Regions from separate parts of the Homo sapiens genome. Here region 2 is linked to region 1. Evidence: read pairs that join two places in POLR2A ChIA-PET (ENCODE). Cell type or tissue: A673. All regions are shown on one strand. Links, peaks and the distances in the headings refer to the core of each region. The heading gives the core; the rest is flanking DNA. Region 1 has its middle 150 kb from the start of CCDC140. Region 2 has its middle 650 kb from the start of MIR4268.

Region 1 (4,404 bases), core at 135-4,134:
GAGACTGGGTAATTTATAAAGAAAAGAGGATTAGTTGGCCGACGGTTTCACAGGCTCTGCAGAAAGCATGATGCTGGTATTTGCTCAGCTTCTTGGGAGACCTCAGGGAACTTGTACTCATGGATAAAGGCATTGCCTTAAGCAACCACGTCTTGTGAGAACTCACTATACAGTACCAAGGGAGGATGGTGTTAACCATGAGAACCTCGCCCCCATGATCCAACCACGTCCCACCATGCCCTTCCTCCAACACTTGGGATTACAATTCAACATGAGATTTGGGTGAGGACACAGATTCAAGCCAAATCAGAGTTTATATTATCTGGTTTTAACTGAATGTGTAACAAAATGGACTAGTGACTTAAAAAGAGTCTGGCAAGGAAAACATGCATGAAAGATAATAAAAATAACAAAAGTACAAGTTAACAATTTTTCTAAAAAAATTGTCAGGGAAATCCAAATTAAAACCACAATGAGATACCACCTTACTCCTGCAAAAAAATGGCCATTATTAAACATCAAACACAATAGATATTGCTGTGGATGTGGGGAAAAGAGAACGCTTTTACTCTGCTGGTGGGAATGTAAATTAGTACAACCTCTATAGAAAACAGTATGAAGATATTTTAAAGAGCTAAATATAGAACCCCCACGTGATCCAGCAATTCCACTCCTGGGTATCTACCTAAATGAAAAGAAGTCACTACATGAAGAAGACACTTGCACATGTATGTTTATAGCAGCATAATTTGCAATTGCAAAGATGTGGAACCAACCTAAGTGCCCATCGATTAACGAGTGTATAACAAAAATGTGGTATATGTACACCATGGAATATTACTCAGCCATTAAAAGGAAGGAAATAATGCCTCTTGCAGCAACTCGGATGGAGCTGGGGGCCATTATTCTAAGTGAAGTAACTTATGACTCAAAAACCAAAAACCATATGTTCTCACTTATAAGTGGAGGTAAGCTATGAGTACACAAAGGCATACAGAGTAATATAATGAACTTTAGAGACTCAGAAGGGGGAGGTTGGGAGGGGTCTAGGGATATATAACTACATATTAGGTATAATGTATGCTACTCAGGTGATGGGTGCACTAAAATCTCAGAATTCACCGCTATATAATTCATCCATGTAACGAAAAGCTCCTTGTACCCCCAAATGCCATTGAAATAAAAATTTAAACAAAAATAAAAATAAAATTCATTCAGACCCAACCAAAAAATAAATTAAGAGGCAGAGCTGAGACTTCTTTTTTCCCCAAAACAAGCTTATATTATTACAAAATAGAAGTAGAATGTCCAAAATTGTTACATCAGTAAAAACAACGACAATACAATCAGGTCTGACAAAAGGATGACCAACCAAATTAAACATTATCAAAACTCTCTGAAATTTGGGTTTTTGTCCACTTTAACAAATAATGACCTCACCCAAAGCATGTGGTGTACTTTAAGATATTATTTAATGGTAGAGTTCAGTCATCATGATTAGCAAGACATTTAAAACCTAAGCCTCAAGAACATAAAATCAAAGCTGTGATTTTTTTTTTCAAGCAATGTTTAAAGTCATGTAATAGGGCTTTACAAAATTTTTCTGAAACGGAGTGGAAATTGTCTTGAAGTCATTTTGGAGATCCCTTGCATAATAACGAAACAAAAAAATCTTTGGCACAATTTCAAGCTAAGATTACAGAGATATAATCGCACTTGAAACTCATACCCCACCTCTCTTAGAGCTATTGCAATAAAGAAGTGAAAGCCAGAAGTGCACAAAGTTCCTCAAGATGCCATTGAATTGTTTGCTTTTCAAAAAAAAAAAAAAAAAACCAGCACTTTTGTAGAGAAAATGGCATCATTCTTTGTCATCAGATGAGAGTAGTCATGAAGAGCAGAGGTTCCCTGGTTGTCCCTTGATTAAGTTACTAAGGTAACTTACTTAATTTAAAAAATCAAGTACTTTTTAAAGTATCTCCACTTAATAATGAGTTGCATGTTTTTCTTTTATTACAGCACGTGTTCTAAATTTGCCATCATTTTTTGTCATAAGTATCTCTCAATTGCATGCTGTCTAGCAGATCTAAATCTATATATCTGTATCTATTTAAATTTCCCCTGTTCCTTCAAAGTAAAGGTGATAATTCAACAATAACTTAGAAAAGATACTGCTTTTAGAGAGTAATACAAGATATAAATTGCAAGCATTAGAAAACAAGATTAGACAGGCAAGATAAAGAAATAAAGGATATTCAATTAGGGAAAGAGGAAGTTAAATTGTCCCTGTTTGCAGATGACATGATTGTATATTTGGAAAACCCCATTGTCTCAGCCCAAAATCTCCTTAAGCTGATAAGCAACTTCAGCAAAGTCTCAGGATATAAAATCAATGTGCAAAAATCACAAGCATTCCTTCACACCAATAACAGACAAACAGAGAGCCAAATCATGAGTGAACTCCCATTCACAATTGCTTCAAAGAGAATAAAATACCTAGGAATCCAACTTACAAGGGATGTGAAGGACCTCTTCAAGGAGAACTACAAACCACTGCTCAAGGAAATAAAAGAGGATACAAACAAATGGAAGAACATTCCATGCTCATGGATAGGAAGAATCAATATTGTGAAAATGGCCATACTGCCCAAGGTAATTTATAGATTCAATGCCATCCCCATCAAGCTACCAATGCATTTCTTCACAGAATTGGAAAAAACTACTTTAGAGTTCATATGGAACCAAACAAGAGCCTGCATTGCCAAGACAATCCTAAGCAAAAAGAACAAAGCTGGAGGCATCACGCTACCTGACTTCAAGCTATACTACAAGCCTACGGTAACCAAAACAGCATGGTACTGGTACCAAAACAGAGATATAGAACAATGGAACAGAATAGAGCCCTTGGAAATAATACCACACATCTACAGCCATCTGATCTTTGACAAACCTGAGAAAAACATGAAATGGGGAAAGGATTCCCTATTTAATAAATGGTGCTGGGAAAACTGGCTAGCCATATGTAGAAAGCTGAAACTGGATCCCTTCCTTACACCTTATAGAAAAATCAATTCAAGATGGATTAAAGATTTAAACGTTAGACCTAAAACCATAAAAACCCTAGAAGAAAACCTAGGCATTACCATTCAGGACATAGGCGTGGGCAAGGACTTCATGTCCAAAACACCAAAAGCAATGGCAACCAAAGCCAAAATTGACAAATGGGATCTAATTAAACTAAAGAGCTTCTGCACAGCAAAAGAAACTACCATCAGAGTGAACAGGCAACCTACAAAATGGGAGAAAATTTTCGCAACCTACTCATCTGACAAAGGGCTAATATCCAGAATCTACAATGAACTCAAACAAATTTACAAGAAAAAAACAAACAACCCCATCAAAAAGTGGGCGAAGGACATGAACAGACACTTCTCAAAAGAAGACATTTATGCAGCCAAAAAATACATGAAAAAATGCTCATCATCACTGGCCATCAGAGAAATGCAAATCAAAACCACTATGAGATATCATCTCACACCAGTTAGAATGGCAATCATTAAAAAGTCAGGAAACAACAGGTGCTGGAGAGGATGTGGAGAAATAGGAACACTTTGACACTGTTGGTGGGACTGTAAACTAGTTCAACCATTGTGGAAGTCAGTGTGGCGATTCCTCAGGGATCTAGAACTAGAAATACCATTTGACCCAGCCATCCTATTACTGGGCATATACCCAAAGAATTATAAATCATGCTGCTATAAAGACACATGCACATGTATGTTTATTGCGGCACTATTCACAATAGCAAAGACTTGGAACCAACCCAAATGTCAATCAGTGATAGACTGGATTAAGAAAATGTGGCACATATACACCATGGAATACTATGCAGCCATAAAAAAGGATGAGTTCATGTCCTTTGTAGGGTCATGGATGAAGCTGGAAACCATCATTCTCAGCAAACTATCACAAGGACAGAAAACCAAACACCACATGTTCTCACTCATAGGTGGGAATTGAACAATGAGAACACTTGCACACAGGAAGGGGAAATCATACACTGGGGCCTGTCGTGGGGTTGGGGGAGGGTGGAGGGATAGCATTAGGAGATATACCTAATGTAAATGAAGAGTTAATGGGTGCAGCACACCAACATGACATGTATATACATATGTAACAAACCTGCACGTTGTGCACATGTACCATAGAACTTAAAGTATAATAATAATAAAAAATAAAATAAAATAAAAACAAAAAAAGACAACAAGATTAGAAATATTTTCATTGCTACATGACTTACAGAAGGAAAAGCTGTATGTCACTACAGAAATTCAGATTTATGCAGTCAAATCTAGAAAAAACTTTCTAATCTGTTTTGAAATCTTCCAAATGAAGAGTTTCAAT
Region 2 (4,404 bases), core at 240-4,239, 1.6 Mb before region 1:
CACATACCCTGGGCAGTAGGAATTAATTTATCAAGGTGAGCAGCCCTGCTTTATCATGGTGGCCTAGACAGGAATTAGACAAGTTATATCCATCTTAAATTCTTTTCTAAGGAAGAACGTCGTAGGGCTTAAAATATATATTACTGAATGAGAGGCAAGTTTGAAACCCATAAGTCTCTTTCTATGTAGGGAGCTCTATACATACTATCCAGGCAAATGGATTGCATTTTTCTTTTTATTAATCACAAATGAGGCACATGCTCAACCAGCCAAGACCAGCTTTATTAGTGAATATACATTCCTTGCGCCTAGGTTTATAGTCTGCATGCTGAAAGTGTTTTATATTCTTCCTTCTGGTTATGGCTGTTCAGAGTGATTGAGCTCAAACCCAGTCCTCATGAATTCACCAAATAACCCAGTTCACTGGTGAGGAGAGTGATGCCTGTCTTTTTGAGTGGGTCTGCAGGATGCCACATGCCTCCATGTAAAAATAAAAGCCAAAATAGCAAGTACCTTGTGAAGATTTGATTTGACTGCTGCTGAGGATTGAGGAGGTTGATGGGATTTTCCACCCTTCTGCTGGATCTTTCCTTGGTTTGTCCCTACGACTGTGCAGACCAGAACTGTAGTTCTGAACCCTGGATACTTTGCTCCTTACCCAGAATTCACTGAAGGGACACATGATGAATGATCGGATCTGCTTGCCTATCATAAATCTCAGCCAGTAGGGGAGGGAGAGACCGGGCTGACACATCACCTCTGAGGACTGGGTTACAGACTCCTCACTGATTTATCTGTCCATTTCTCCTCATTATGAAAGAAGGAAATGGTTTAACTCAAACATTTTACAGAGACATTTGGTCAGGGGGAGCCTCTTCCAGGGGGAAGAGACTCCTGTCTTCATCTTGTTTATCGCTCTCCAAAAGCCATTGTTCTTCAATCTAGACACAACCACTAGGCCTCCATCAACAGATTTTTTTTTCTTGGAAATAATAAATGTTAAATATCCTTGGAATTTGCTAAGGCCTGTTTGCTTTAGGAAGGAATTTGTTATGATTAGCTTGGGTACTTGGAGCCCAAGAGTTCCTGATAGCAAGTGCTGGCTAAAATGAGCAATGATGAAGAGTCAGAGAGATATGGGCTCAAGTCTGACCAGCCACTTCCCAGCTGTGGGGCTCCATGCATGTTATTTAACTTCTGAGTCTCAGTTCTTCGTCTGCTAAATGACGATAATCATAATGCCTATCTCCTGGAGTCAAACGAATTAGTGCTTGTCACATAGTAAGTGCTCAATAAATAATTGTTGTCATCCATCAGCATCAATCCCGTCATCCCCACAGCATGAGCACCAGGATACGAGCAACTAGTTGGAAGGGGACAGTGTATAATTTTTAGCTTTGTTGTCTCCATTATGTTCTAATTCTTTCCTACTGAGGAAACTGAAAATCTCGTCTCCTTGTCTTGGGATTGTGCAGACTTAGTCTTGCCTTAAATGCTTCAATCATCTGCATGTACATATAGAATAAATTCCAGTCTCCTAGGCACATATACACATGTACATCTTCCCTTAGATCTGGCTTCTGGTTATCTCTCCAGCCTCACTGCACTCCCTATCTTAAAATATATTTTATAAAAAAGACAAAATTGTCTGCAGTTTCCTGCTCAGTCCCACTTTCATGACTTCTATATGCTGTTTCTTCTGTCACAAACATAGTTTCCAATTTTCTTATAATACATTTTTATTTATCTTTCAGAAATATTTGATAGACACACTTTCTCCTAACCGCTCAGATTTATATCAGTGACCATCCTGTGTACTTTTTCAATAATTTATATATTTCCCTATAGATTATCAAATTGCTGCATTTTAATGAAGTTATGTGCATATAATTGTATCTTCCCCACTAGACTGGAAGCTGCTCAAGGGTAAGGATTGTCAAATCAGTGCCTGAAACAGGAAATTTTCTAAACATGATTTTTAAGGGTGTTTGAGCTTAGTGTTGAGATAAAAGGATTATGCATGTCACTTTCTTCATGTATAAGAATGTAGGAGAAGCAAATGTCTCATATAGTTACAGACGGTTATATACAGAAATATTTATTGATATGTCTATATATGCACAGATTAATATGCACACATATACTTCTTTTATTATTATTTTTTTTTGAGACGGAGTCTTGCTCTGTCTCCCAGGCTGGAGTGCAATAGCGCAATCTCGGCTCACTGCAACCTCCGCCTCCTGAGTTCAAGCAATTCTCCTGCCTCAGACTCCTGAGTAGCTTAGATTACAGGCACCTGCCACCATACCCAGCTAATTTTTTGTATTTTTTAGTAGAGACAGGGTTTCGCCATGTTGGCCAGGGTGGTCTCGAATTCCTAACCTCAGGTGATCCACCCGCCTCAGCCTCCCAAAGTGCTGGGATTACAGGCGTGAGCCACCACGCCTGGCCACACATATATATTTCTTTGGTCTGTTAGCTAAGAGGGCATAAAGAAAGGATAGCCCACCATCAGTGAACACATCTAATACCCAGATGTTGGTTTCAAATACTATTCTCTAATAAAGAACACCAGGGTTCCTGGGAGAAATGGATGATTCTAGGATATGGCAGAAACACGCAAGATAAGGCTGGAGCATCTTTTATTGCCATAAAATAAGGAAGTCCTAAAACACAAGCACACACACATACATACACATTGGGAATATGTCAAAAGGGAAGAAGAATTTTTTAGAAGAGCTCCCAATGACCAGAAGCTGAAATAATTAGATCAAAACAATTTATTGAATTATAACTCAAAGTATAAAATAAATATCCATGAATCTGTACTAAAGAGTATCAATAAATACTAGTAATAAATAGATAATTTAATAAATTAATAAGTCAGGGAGGAGAGACAAATCCCCTTAGCACAAGAATTTATATAGCTATTCCAACCTAAAGGATTAGAGTGGCATAATTCTCTACTCTTTAGTTATGGGCTATGTATTGAGACCTCCTTCCAAATAGTAGAGTATGGAAAGGGAGGGAGAAAATAACTCTAGAGTTATATACAGAAACCTGATGACTACAGCTTCAGCCCAGTGATTGTGGTTAACATTAACAGCAATAAGCCATGTTGATAGCATGCACCCTTGCCATGATATGATGAAAACAAAGCTTTTCCTCTATGCTCTTGCCCTCAAAACTCATAACCCAGTCTAATCATGAGAAAAAAATCAGACAAATTCTATATTAGGGACATCCTATAATATTCCTGGCTAGTACAAACCAGTCAAGGTCATCAAAAACAAGGACAAGTCTGAGAAAATGTCATAGCCAACAGGAGCCTAAGTAGATACGATGACTAAATGCAATATGCTACCTGGATGAGATCCTGGAATAGAAAAAGACATTAGGTAAAAACGAAGGAAATCTGAATAAAGCATGGACTTTAGTTGATAATAATGTATCAATAGAGGTACATTAATTGCAATAAATGTACTATACTAAGGTATGATGTTAATAATAGGTGCAACTGTGTGTGGGGTGGGGATGGAAACATGGGAACTCTGGGAACCATCTCCTCAATTTTTCTGTAAATTTAAAACTGCTCTAAAAACAAAGTCTAGTAAAAATTACTAAATAGCCAGGCATGGTGGCTCACACCTATAATCCCAACACCTTGGGAGGCTGAGGAAGGAGGACTGCATGAGGCCAGGAGTTCGAGACCAGCCTGGGCAACATAGCGAGACCCCCATCCCTACAAGAAATCATAATAATAATAATAATAATAATAATAATAATAATAATAATAATTAGCTGGGCATGGTGTTGCATGCATGTAGTCCCAGCTACTCAGAGTCTGAGGTGGGAGGATCACTTGAGCCTGAGAGGTTGAGGTTGTAGTAAGCTATGAGTCACTGTACTCCATCCTGGGTGACAGAGTGAGACTCTGTCTCAAACAAAAAGACTAACTAAAAAATGAAAAAAAAAAAAAAAAATGAAAGGAACAAAATCAGGATTTGCTGAGTAACACTGAAGAAATATACCACTTCTTTCTTAACACAGATTCACCTTTCCCTAACATATCTAAATAGTTCATGCAAACAAATTTATGCCACAGATTAAGTCAATAATTATCTCTACTTCCTGCTTTATTATGTGTGTGTAGTTAGGACTGGAATGAGGATACTTCACATGGAATCTTCCCTACCATAAGAACAACATGTTCTACCAACACTCAGATTGTTTTTCAGTCAGTCGTGCCACTATCTAAAGATGCATCCACTCTCATTCTTGCTTAGTGTAGATCTGTGTCCTGGTCATGAGAAAGGACTATTCCAATTTTCTTTAAGGGCTGACTTAGCAATGATCAAATACACTTGGTTAGAAAAATTAAAAGAATTATAATGGCCCTTTTAG

What was found. ChIA-PET counts read pairs that join two places held together with the same protein. Peaks named below come from ENCODE experiments on the same cell type or tissue, not always from the same donor. Only the 100,000 strongest peaks of a DNase experiment are listed, where the experiment ranks them.
Region 2: POLR2A ChIA-PET joins it to region 1 with 5 read pairs; 2 of 35 experiments call an interaction of 5 or more read pairs at or near these places.

What each region holds. Positions count from the first base shown.
Region 1 is chr2:222,144,970-222,149,373 of GRCh38, forward strand. No RefSeq gene overlaps it. Among named protein-coding and RNA genes, the nearest start is that of CCDC140, 150 kb to the right of the region's middle. In A673, for the core only: no CTCF peak of the experiment used is centred there; a DNase peak (open chromatin) is centred at 1,692.
Region 2 is chr2:220,552,269-220,556,672 of GRCh38, forward strand. No RefSeq gene overlaps it. Among named protein-coding and RNA genes, the nearest start is that of MIR4268, 650 kb to the left of the region's middle. In A673, for the core only: no CTCF peak of the experiment used is centred there; no DNase peak of the experiment used is centred there.